Linked DNA regions of Homo sapiens: region 2 is linked to region 1. Evidence: chromatin contacts called from ENCODE Hi-C or POLR2A ChIA-PET data. All regions are on one chromosome and are shown on one strand. The core of a region is the stretch at or near the end of the contact, and the rest is flanking DNA. Distances in the headings are between cores, read along the strand shown. Region 1 holds the start of SUCLG1 (succinate-CoA ligase GDP/ADP-forming subunit alpha). Region 2 holds the start of MAT2A (methionine adenosyltransferase 2A).

What was found. A loop is a pair of places that touch in the nucleus more often than their neighbours do. ChIA-PET counts read pairs that join two places held with the same protein, here RNA polymerase II (POLR2A). Pooled maps may share reads with other maps.
Region 2: a map of CD8-positive, alpha-beta T cell shows a loop between it and region 1 (10-fold over the local background). The contact joins the promoter of MAT2A here to the promoter of SUCLG1 in region 1. A Hi-C loop is called at or near these places in 1 of 168 maps with a recorded cell type or tissue (CD8-positive, alpha-beta T cell), 1 of 37 single-sample maps with no recorded cell type and 8 of 50 pooled maps. POLR2A ChIA-PET finds 5 or more read pairs at or near these places in 1 of 52 experiments (activated B cell).

What each region holds. Positions count from the first base shown.
Region 1 is chr2:84,454,724-84,461,240 of GRCh38, forward strand. It overlaps SUCLG1 (succinate-CoA ligase GDP/ADP-forming subunit alpha), which reads right to left and starts at 4,557. Exons shown (of 9, transcript NM_003849.4): 1 at 4,450-4,557. The coding sequence starts at 4,546. It also overlaps a transcript of DNAH6 not described here. RefSeq lists an enhancer at 4,594-4,733 and a silencer at 4,914-5,103.
Region 2 is chr2:85,534,641-85,540,590 of GRCh38, forward strand. MAT2A (methionine adenosyltransferase 2A) reads left to right here and starts at 4,528. Exons shown (of 9, transcript NM_005911.6): 1 at 4,528-4,738. The coding sequence starts at 4,648. PARTICL (promoter of MAT2A antisense radiation-induced circulating long non-coding RNA) reads right to left here and starts at 4,246. Exons shown (of 1, transcript NR_038942.1): 1 at 2,827-4,246. RefSeq lists enhancers at 3,446-3,535, 3,936-4,145, 4,216-4,305 and silencers at 4,336-4,605, 4,786-5,115.

The sequences.
Region 1 (6,517 bases), core at 3,307-5,806:
TTGTACCTGTCAGCCACATACTGGTCCTCTTTACCACAGATAGTAACACATCATTTATAAAATGGCTGGTGGGATGAATGATGCAATCTATGGTCAAAGAGCACCTGCCCAGGAGAGACTCAAACCATGGGCCTTGTATGACCAGTACCATGCTCCTAACCAATAACCCAAGGCTCTATTCATGAAATACTCAATACTCCTTCAACTCACCTCTCAAACTGTGTCCCTGGTAAACATTTATTCGTGCACGTACTCATGAATTTAACAAATGTACACTTATTAACCATATGTATTATGCATATGTAAGACACAGGCTACTGCAGTCTACACCTACAGGACCTTATAATACAGCAGAGTAGCTAGCAGCCACTTACCCCTAAACTCCAAACAACCCACTATTCAAATGTTAAATTATATATTCATTTAATATTGACTTACGAGTGAAGTTTAATAAGCTGTAAGTACCATATTTCATCAAATATAAAACACCATTGATTTTTAAGAAGTACTATTAATTACTGGTAAAAAAGAAAAAATGAGGCGGGCGGATCACCTGAGGTCAGGAGTTTGAGACCAGCCTGACCAACATGGAGAAACCCCGTCTCTACTAAAAATACAAAATTAGCCGGACATGGTGGCACATGCCTGTAATCCCAGCTAGTCGGGAGGCTGAGGCAGGAGAATGGCTTGAGCCCAGGAGGCAGAGGATGCGGTGAGCTGAGATTGTGCCATTGCACTCCAGCCTGAGCAATAAGAGCAAAACTCTGTCTCAAAAAAAACATATATATCAGTAATAAGACACAACCTAATGTAAGAAATGTTATAATGTAAAAAAATGTGGGTCTATCACGCCTGTAATCCCAGCACTTTGGGAGGCTGAGGTGGGCGGATCACAATGTCAGGAGATCGAGACCATCCTGGCTAACACAGTGAAACCCCATCTCTACTAAAAATACAAAAAAATTAGCCAGGTGTGGTGGCGGGTGCCTGTAGTCCCAGCTACTGGGGAGGCTGAGGCAGGAGAACGGCTTGAACCTGGGAGGCGGAGCTTGCAGTGAGCAGAGATCACGCCACTGCACTCCAGCCTGGGCGACAGAGCAAGACTCCGTCTCAAAACAAAAAAAAAAAAAAAAAATGTGGGTCTATGGTATGCCAGTCCCCTGATGAAATGAAATTGTTGCCCTGTACTTAAATTATTTTTAATATTCCCAATTACATTTCTATGGAGAAACAAATTTGATGTCAGAAAATCAAATCACTTTCTCATGGCTACACTGGTACATCTGAATCAAGGCTATTTTGTATTTCTGAAATAAAGATTTGGTTATTACATGCAATGGCAACAGATGCTAATATCCACAACATCACTGTTGAGGATCTCATTTTCCAAACTACACTTTAAATGCATCTCTGATTCGAAAAACAGGCCTACGCACTTGGCAAACACGGGGAAAAGGAAGGCAACACCTTTGAGCAGGATAGTCACCTTCTCAACACATCACTAAGACTGCCAAAAAAAAATCAGAGCTTCGAAAAAAGCTTAAGTTATCACATGGTACATGCTGGCGGAAAGGATACTGCAGAGTCAGAAGACCTGGGTGCTAGTATCACTTCTGATACTCACTGGAAACTTTTGGGATTTCCTCATCTGCCGTACAAAGGTATGGGACCAGTTGGGTTTTAAGGTTTACTTTCTGGCATTAAAATACCAAAATTCTGAGGTTCAAAAATACTGGCTTTTATTCCCTATTTATTCTAAAAGATTCAAGTTACAGAAACTACTGACCAGTTTTAAAAAGACCTTGCATTACTTTATGCTTCTCTTAAAACTTCACTATTTCAACTTCAAGGGTGCTTATGAAATCCTTAAACTTTCTCATGGAAGAACTCTTCCTCATTTTTCATTGTATTTTCTCTCTCCACTTCAACTGGATCCTTTTCCTTTTTTCTCTTTTTCTGAGACAGAGTCTCACTCTGTTGCCCAGGCTGGAGTACAGTGGCACGATCTCAGCTCACTGCAAGCTCCACCTCCCGGGTTCAAGCAATTCTCCTGCCTTAGCCTCCTGAGTAGCTGGGATTACAGGCGCCTGCCACCACACCTGGCTAATTTTTGTATTTTTAGTAGAGACGGGGTTTCACCATCTTGGCCAGGCTGGTCTTGAACTCCTGACCTTGTGATCTACCCGCCTCAGCCTCCCAAAGTGCTGGGATTACAGGCATGAGCCACCGTGCCAGGCCACTTTTCCTTTTTTCATAAGCTATAAAACAGGGCTCCGGAAGGCATCTACCAGTGTTCACTTGAGTTTTTTCTGTGGCTGTTAACTCTAATCAATATTGCAACACTATGACCTTCAGCAAGTAATGTACCATAAGTTGAAACTTAACAGAGGGAACAAAATTCCCTAACATCTGTAGCTCTATTAGCTTCACAGACTAAATAATTTCTGGTCCCTTTTTAAAAAAAAAGTTTGCAAGGTGATGTTGTAGCTGCTATTTTTCTAGTGGGAGTGAAAATGGGCTCGGAAATGTGGCATGGGAAAGAGGAGTTAGAGTTTTGTGAATTTAGAGGTGTTTACACATTAAGCATTGTTGTCTGTAACCCCTCTTAATATAGAATACATCTTGGTTTAAATCTCAGACCCGTAATAACAAGTTAATCACATGACTTGAATAATTCAAGCCCACTCCAGTAACAAAACTAAACCAGATGGTCACTCTAGGGCCAAATGATCCTGGGAGTCTAGGAAGAACACACTTCCAGTTCTGTGGGAAGAGGATTGAGAGGACTGCTAAGGGTGGAGTAAGGAACTAGATCTTTTAGACACTCTTCCTTTATTCTCTAGATTTTTCTAGACAGCAGACCTACCTGAGGCTAGGATCTTTCAGAACCTCAGACTAGCAAGACCACAGAAGCGAAAGACACAGGTGGGCAACTTCTTCCTAGGGTTTCCCACCACAGTGGCTGTGCTGCACATCTGATCTTCTACATTCTAACCCACTATCTATTCAAATTAAGCTGGTTTAAAACCATATCCAATATACTTCATTCTTGGTGCTCAAACTTTATTGACCTGAGTGATTACTGGGTATAATGAATTCTTTTTGTCCTTCTGCCTACAACACTCTCAAGAATCTCCAGAAAGCTTTACCAAACAAACCATTTCATACTTGCTAACGTTATCTAGCCAGACCTTTGTCCTCAAGTGATTGGCAACTAAGTGTTAGCTATTGAGTGCACACTCATCAATGTACACTTTCAGAATGTAATCTTCTCAAGAAAGGAATTAAGTCTCATAAAATATTCAGTACAAGCAGAATTAAGAGCAAAGCGGAAAAAGAAAACTAACTTTGAGTGTTTGTTACATACGAGATGCTTTATATAAATTGCTCCACTTATTCTGCAGTGAACCCAGATCATCCTGTACATCATCATTGCTAAAATGCACATTTTTTTTCACTTTTTAAAAAACCAGGATACATGTGACAACCACTGGTGTGTCACAGTTTTAATAAGCAATCGTTCTTCATTGTTAGTGGTAAACAAAATAATGGTCCACCTTACAAGTGATGGTGCTTCAGGCCCCTTAAAATGTGTTAATATTTTCATGTGATTGGAAACACTGAAAAACAGATTAAGTGTCCAGGGTTATTACACAGACTGAAAAGGGACTAGCCAGACTTCAAACCCTGATGTGGCTGATTCCAAAGTTTCTTTCTACTATAACCTACCTGACAAGCACAGAGACTTTGAATATGGCAAGAATTTTCCATAGTCAGCGTGTCTCAAAGACTAGCAACCTTGGGTACTAAGTTTTCGGGAACGGATGTGTCCACAAATCGCCTGGTGGAGACACTGCAAATAAGCTGGTTTAGGTCCCAGCCAACCATAAGCTTCTAGTAGTCTATGCGGCTATGCCGACCCCACTCCGTGTGCAGAAACCATCTTTCCCTGACATACAATCCTGCAGAGGGGGAATTCGAAGTGCAGGACCTTTCCGTACTAGGGACAGCCTCATCCCCCAACTTCCTACTGAGACACTCTTCCTCTACCTCTCAACCCAGACCCTTACCTTCCCCACCAAGTTCACCTTGGACCTCTTCATCCCCAACTCCAAATAAGGCCAGTCTAGACGCCACCCCCATCCTGTCATTTGTCACCGCGGGGCCGAGAGCAAGCTCCCAAATTTGCAGGGCTCCCGGACCCGAATCCTGGCTCAGCCACCCAATATCTCCATCTGCCAGCGGCCTAAGTCATGCCCCCCGCCCCACGTATCCAGCAAAGCTCCTTCCACCGTAGGGGTCCCCGACTCGAAGCCGGAATCCCAAGCGGCTCCCAGGCCCCCGCCGAGGTCCAGCCCTGAGGGCCCAGCCGCGGCCTGGGCCAGGAGGTTGGGTCCGGCGGGGCCAATAACCCGCGGGCGCCAGGAAGACAGTACTGGCTGGACTCACGGAGGAAGCTGCGCGACAGGAGACGGGCGGCGGCGAGGCCGCTGCTGCCGGAGACCATGGTAGCGATGTCAGCGGCAGCGGCAAGGGTTGCGGTCATACGCCAATGACACTCCCAGGCCCCCGGGGACCTCCCAGGGGCAGAGGCCGGAGGAGGCAGAGGGTGGCCACAGCAGTCGCCTGAACAAATTTCCCTTTACAGAGGATTCTTCACGAAACAGCGGGAATGGCAGGTGAAGACAAAGAGGCATCCTATCGGAGAGGCAGATAATAACTCGGCTCCTTCCTAGAAATGTGGGTTTGATTAACATTAATTATAACAGCAGCTGAGGGAAAACCCCACGCGAGACTGGCCAGCGCGTGGCATTGTGGGCAATGTAGTCTGACGGCCGCGACTGGTTCGTAGCTTTTGAGTGAGGCGGCGGGAAGGGAGCGAGGGAAGAGCGGCAGTGAGACCGGGGAGACAAGGGACTTGAAGACTAGGAGGGAAGAAACAGCGAGGTGAGGTGCGAAGAGCAGTGCCAGAACTTTGTATCCCAGGCCCATCTCCTTCCCCCTTCGTTTTCCTCGTTTGCTATTAGAGAGAATAATATTTCTCACCGCGTACCTGTGCCTGGACCCGGAAGGGTTGCCGCTGGGGACGGGAATTCGAACTGGCACTGGTGGCCTGTGAAGGGAAAGATGTGATGAGAAAGACCAAAACCTATCTTACTGACAGTTAACTTCTTGGAATGTGAATTTTTTTAGTTAAATAATCATGCAGTCTTTGACTAGCACTAAGTGCATGAGTGTTTATTCCCTGAGGATCCTAAGGGCTGAAATTCGAGGTCAAATGTGACTTTGCTCCCTGATTGGACAAACAGTTCCCTCTTCTGTAACAGCTTTAGAAGGAACCTCAGAGAGTCCCAGAGTCAAAAGGTAAACAAGAGATGAAGTAATCTGCGTCTCTGCCGAAAATCGTGCTCCTGAGATTCCTCATCAGAATTGTCAATAAAATTGCAATCCTAATTTACTTAGGTAGTCATTATAATTGGCACTGAGCTGTGGGATGGATGAGTGGGATTACCCCAGGAGATTGCCCAATACTTCCTTTATGATCCAAATATTGTCATTAACAGGTTGGACTTCACTGCAAATAAACTCCTCCCTCATGGATCATGTTCTTGTGATAACTAAATTCCTCAGAGTTAAATAGTATCAGTGGTTTCCAGATATATCCATTATAACAAAATGGACATTTTTATGGCAAATAAATAGAAAATCCCTTGCTATTTTAAATAGCAAAATTATTCCTGAGCTGTCGCTTGATAAGTTATATGTTTAGTTTCATTTAATTGATAAAATGCATGATGACAAAAAATATAATTTCAGTACACTTTTAATGAAAATTTGTATTTCCATGAAGACGGGGATTTTTGTTTGTTTTGTATCCTGGAGTATCCCCAGCACCTAGAACAATGCCTTACACAAATAACTCATCGTTGAATTGAATTGATATATATAGGAGAAATAGTAGTATATAGATTATTTTTTGGATCCACAGGCAATGTTTGATGGACTTAGGATATTTCAACCTCTTGTAATAACTGCACCCCTGTGGCAGACCAGGTCTCACTAACGCAGGCCTCCATAACAATGTTTCAGTGCTGACTGAGTGGTTAAGTTAAATATTAAAAGCCAGTGCCCTTATACAAAGGCTGAGATGTAACAGAAACCCACCAAGGGTTTTGCCTAGGCCTTTCCTGGGCCTTGAAGCATGACAAATTAATGAAGAAATTCTTAACAGGACCCATTTAGGATTAAACAAGTTTTATTGGAGGTCCGAAGAAACTCCCCAGGCCTCCACAAACAAGTTTATTGGAGGTCTGAAAGAACTCTCCAAACCTCTGTGATTTAGCAGGGGATAAGATAAGGGTAATCACCCCAGCACCTAAACCCATGTAGATTAAGTAAATTTATTGAGGCTTCAGAGGATGGTCTTCAGTACTCAGACCTTAGTTATAGATTAAAAGAAGTTAATCACTTATGTCTTTAGATAAATGCACACTTACAAGTAAACATATAGCTTAGA
Region 2 (5,950 bases), core at 3,278-5,777, 1.1 Mb after region 1:
AGGAACCATGGATAAAAACATATATAAATTCACACATATATTAACATCACATCTATCAACGAGGTTGAGCATTTTTTTCATATGTTTATTGCAATTTGCATTTTCTCCTTGGTGAGCTACCTATTTTATGTTGTATATATTTTCCCACAGTAAAAGAGAAGGAAATGATTTACAGCTCTACATAGTATCCTGGAGAGACAGTCATGAAAATTGTTAAGAAAAAAAAAATCCATGTTTCTCTGAATAGTAAGATGTGTGCGTGTGTGTGTTCACAGAAAAAGGAAAGGGAGGATATAAACCAAATTGTTAATATTAACGACCTCAGGGAGTATGCAGTATTTATTGTTTGGCTATAAGAAGGGGCATGAATTTAGAGGTCAGACCAGGCTCAAGGCCCTAGCTCCACTACTGATTTGATGTGTGACATGGACGAATAACATGCCAGTTTCTTCATCTGTAAAACAGGAAGAGAAATAGAGCTGTTGTGAGTAGTAGATATTACAACAGTGCCTGTCACAATAAAGTGTAGCTATTGTCATCATATTATTATCTCCTTCAGTGTCTTCTTCACTGTACCATATCTATTCTTCCATTCAGGACTTCTTTATTGGGACTGTAAAAAGATTTAAGTATCAAAAGAGAAAAACATAGAAATAAAAACAAAATACAAAAAGCCTAATAATGAGGGGGTTCACATAGTACTTGTTTCTGATCCCACTAGAACTAGCTTGCCTCTGAGGCCATCCGAGATATCTAAGCTTTGGCCCTAAAGAACTGCCACAAATTTGGAGACGTGGCCTACATTTCTTTCTTCTTGGTCTGTCTTCACATAGAAGGTGCTCTTAAGACACACAGCCTAGGAACCTCCTTCTCAACACCTCCACACCTTCACTTGCTCTTTGCTATCCCTACTGTCACCCTCCTCTTTTCTCCTGCCACATCAACAGCTTCTTGCACTGCAAATGTTTTCTGGAACTCTCCCCATGACTGACAGGCTAATAAGGAGTTATTTTATTTGCTGTTTGAGTCACAAATACCATTTTTATCCAATCCCAACTTTGCCTTTTTTGTAGGGTTACTGCTACATTAATGTTCTCTGGCTTGAGAAATCTGAAGCCTTTAGGCAGTGATTAGATTTTTCCTACGTGCTTTACAACACTTCACATTCAACAAATTCATTAACGATAAACAGGAAATAAACCAACAATTTCTCCTGGTTTAGTTCACCCTTAGGACACGCATCTATGAAATCAGAAATCTTATTCCTGTCAGAACAGGATGGCCATGTGCTTCCCTGTTAACAAAGAAGTCTTAATTTTATTAATTACAATGCTTACGACTAAAACAAAGCAGGACCTCTTTCCATTGATTTCACATGATCGCCAGAGTCTCTCATTTCTCTGCTTCCTTCTGCCATCTTTTTTTTTGAGACGGAGTCTTGCTCCGTCGCCCAGGCTGGAGTGCAGTAGTGCGGTCTCAGCTCACTGCAAGCTCCACCTCCCGGGTTCACATCATTCTCCTGCCTCAGCCTCCCAAGCAGCTGGGATTACAGGCGCCCGCCACCACGCCCAGCTAATTTTTTGTATTTTTAGTAGAGATGGGATTTCACCGTGTTAGCCAGGATGGTCTGGATCTCCTGACCTCGTGATCCACCCCGCCTCGGCCTCCCAAAGTGCTGGGATTACAGGCGTGAGCCACCGTGCCCCGCCCCCTTCTGCCATCTTTATATTCGTTCATTTTCCGTTTCCTTCCCTTCCTTTCTTGTCTCTCCCTCTTGAACATTTCTAAGCACCTTGTGTGTGCCAGGCATTCAGTAACAAAGCTTGAGCAAAACAGCCCACCTTCTCATTATCATGGAGCTTACAAGCCTAACTGGGAATTGGAGACATTCATCAAATAATCACCAAATCTATAATTTGAAACTGCACTTAGTGCCATGAAATAAAACACAGGCCCCTGTGACAAATCTGTGTAGATGAAGGCTTCATCCAGGAAGTGGTAGCTGAGCTGGAGTGAGAAGGATAAGGAGTTAGCCAGGCATCTCCCCACATTTAGAGCGCCGAGTGGGCAGAGACCAGGATTGTTATAGCATTTGCTCCTGGGTCTGACTCACAGATGTGCTCATAAATATTTGTGGAAGGGAGGAAGGGACAATACGAATAATATAAAATAAATGAAAATGTGTCCTCCTTTGTTTTGATACTATGAAATTAATAAAATTAACTGCTACTAACTAAAAAATCCAAGTAGAACACAGAAAGGAGAGTGTGGCACAAGGTAAGGTTGCAGAAGTAGCAGCCAAATCACACTGGGGCCTTGAGTATGTAGAGATTTTAGTCCGTATCCCGACAGCAATTGAAAGCCACTGAAAAGTAATTCACAGCAAATATAGTTAATTTTTTTACAGCTTACATTAAAACAAATTATGTACTAGATACTGTGCTAAAGACTCTACTTGCACTATTTGAATCCTTGAAACAATCCTATGATGTACTATTAATATTCCAATTTTACAGAACGAGGATACTGATGCATAGAGAGGTCGTGACTCCAAACCCCTACTCTTACTGTATTACACCTACACACTATTCACAAGTGAGAGAAGTAGGTAAGCAACTATGTACAGCTAAATCTCATCTCCTTGGCAGGCCTAGCCCCACTGTGGAGTTGGTAGCACAGGGGTATCAGGATTTAATGAGCCAATCATTGACTTTACGCTCCTTGTTCTGACTCCCTAATAAAATAACCTTCTAGTTATATTCTGGCTTCCCATATAGATTTTTCTGCTGGGAGATAATGCACTGACCAGCCTACACACGCATTTTGTTCCAGTTGACAATTTTATTACACATTGTAAGTTAATAAATTGGCATTCTCCTTTAAAAAATAACAAAAAAATTTAATAGTCTTATACAGTTACTTTCCCATGAAGGGTTAGCTTGAAAAGTAAAAAGCAACGAATAAAAATATCATCACCTATTGTCTCTTTTGTGGTCGAACCTTTTCTTGCTGCCTGCTTTGAGCGACCGTGGATGTGGTCACTGAGTCTGGGGAGGAGCCCTTTATCTTCTTTGTGGATGCCCCCAGCACAGCCCAAGTGCTTCCTTTGTTTCCCACTGAGCCTTTAGCAAATCCCACCTTTCCTCCTGCACCGACGGAGAGGATTGTTCTTGGGAATGCACCTTGTTCTACTGCCGCCAGCAGTAGGCAGCTGGAGACTGTTACTAGGGGTCTCCTTCACCTCCCCAGCGTAAAGTACATCCCATGCTAGGAGCAGGCCGTTCCCTGAGAACCTCATTAAACCCGGCGTTCTTGTCACGCGCTCCGCTCAGGGCCACCAGGCCACCAGCCCGACCAGACCTGCACCGAGGCCCAGCCCCAGAACAGGCTGCAGAGACCCCCGCCCCCAAGGCGGGCTCCCTCCAAACGGGACTCCATACTCCTTGCTGGCTCAAGTTTTGTTTCGCTCTTTTTCCCTGTAATTCCTTTATTGGGCAAAACTGGGACAAACGCAGGTGGACATTTTAAAGTGAAAGCTTCATGAAACAGCCCATTCCACGCCGTCAAGAGATCTGCTTAAGCACATTCAAGGGAACGAATAGCCCCCACCCACCAAAAAAGAAATGTTCGTTCCATATTCTCCTGAACAGAGGATTGAAACATCGATTCCCCCCCCCTTCAAAGGAACAGGAAGGCCACGGGGCAAGGACGGACTTGGGAGCGGCCTCCTTTCTCTCTGGAGGGAAAGGCTGGAGCGCTGCCTCCACTTTTAAGTCCACGAACCACGAAGGGTGAGGATCCCTCAGAAACTTTAGCGCAGGGGAGCGGGCAGGAGGGCGATTGTTTAAATCGATGGCAGCACCTTCATTAATCTGCTTTCCGGCCATCTTCAGCAGAGCCATTCACCAGGAAACGACTAGAAGGTGGGCCTGCGCCCCTCAGATATCCCGGGGCCGGCAACGAGCCGGGCAGGGACGCCGAAGGAAGGCCGTGAGGAGCCCTCGCTGGCCGGCCAAGATGGCCACCTTCACATGGCCGACCGCCACCGGCTCCCTGCCACCCGGCATCTAGAGGCGGGACGGCCAGAAAGACCCCAGCCGCAGCACAAAACCTCCGCGATTCCCGCCGCCTCCGCTGGGGGACGCGACCTCCGGGAAAGCTATCCCGGCCAACGGTCGGAAGGGAGGTGCCATGTCACCGCACAGGGGAGCGGGTCCAGCAAGCCCCAGTCGCTTTTTCTCCCACATCAAACAAGGAAGAGCAATCCCCCACGTCTCCTCGCGTCTGCATTTTTCTCCTAGCTCTAGCGGCTCAAGATAGCTGAACGGTCTCTGGAGGGCCGGATTGCCACGGCACCTCCCGCGGCCGCGCAGTGTGGTTCAGCCCGGACTCCGCGGGGCGAGCTGCCCTTCCTCCCCCGACCCCCGCGCAAGTGGTGCATTGGCGCGCGGCGCCGAGGGGCGGGGCCCGAGCCGGGCGCGCGCGGGCGCTGCTCTATAAATACCGGGCCGCACCGCCCGCTGCTTCGTTCGCTCCGCGCCGCCCGCCTGCTACGAGTAGAACGCTGTCCGCAGCTTGCGCATTTCGCAGCCGCTGCCGCCTCGCCGCTGCTCCTTCGTAAGGCCACTTCCGCACACCGACACCAACATGAACGGACAGCTCAACGGCTTCCACGAGGCGTTCATCGAGGAGGGCACATTCCTTTTCACCTCAGAGTCGGTCGGGGAAGGCCACCCAGGTGAGGGGACGGCCTGAAGCGAAGCGTGGGGCGGGGCAGAAGGCAGCGCCAAGGTCCGGCTGGCTGCGGCCGGCCGGTGGTGGGGCCCGCGCGGGTCGTCCTCGTCCGCCGGGTGATGGAAGAGCGGCGACCGCGCGCTTTCCTCGTGGCGCCGCCAGGGCCTGGCGCGTGGCCGCCGCTCCTCTTCCCCCTCCCCTCTCCACCCTTCCCTTCCCCCCTCCCTTTTCATTCGGTCGCGCGCCTAGGCATGCGGAAGGTTCCAGAAAACGTGAAGGGCGGGGGCTGTGGTCGCTAGTGAGTTCTGGCCGGGAAGGGAGGGCACTGTTAACCCCTCCCGGCCCTGCCGTCTGACAAACCTGGAGTGGGCGACCCGCCCCGCGTGCTCGCGTCCGGCCCTCGGGAGCGCGCGCCCCGCATTGCAGCGGCGACCACGTGTTTGCCGCATGTGGTATCTGGGCGAGGGGGAGCCGTGAGCCTCCCCGGCTGTCCTGGCCCTCAGTTTGAGGGGTGGGGGGCCTATGCCTTGGGACGTCGTCTGGCTCCACTGCCTCAGTGGTTAGGTCTTGACTACACACTGGAGAATACGCACATGCCCTTCGGCGGATATGGCCTTGCCTCCAAGGTGACGGCCTCTGACTAAATATAGCTCATGTCCAAGAAGGCAGTCCTTATTTGGACCCCTTGTGAAAAGGATGGGAAGCATGAATTAGGAGCTGCCATTGCTTTGGGTTCGCATTTAAAGTCTTCGGTGCAGGGTTTTACTTGAGGCTTTGTCCGCTCAACCGCCATTATGGGGATCAATTGGCACGTGAAGGAGGAGTAAAGCTATATTTCCAGGAACTGAAAATCTCAGCCTGAGCATATCGGCTAGTAAAGATGATTATTTGGCTCTTTTGGCTGTTTCTGCCCTTAGGATGACCGCAGTAGTTATCTATCTGGTGGCTTTAGGGTCTGGTCAGTTTACTGTGCCCATGATGAAATCCCACAAGTAACTTAGTGGTATGAGAGGACAAACCCAGGATCTTGATGAGTGCTGAAGGTTAGCTGTTACACCAGTTAGTAGTAGACCGAAGTTCAGAGCCTGCAGTCTGGCTTCCACATTATGTTTGGATTCTGTTTTAGGCGGTTATAGAAAATTCAGAAAAACGAACTTGAATTAGGGAGATATTTGTTCTCCCTCCTAACAATAGATGACAAAGCAGGGAGACATGG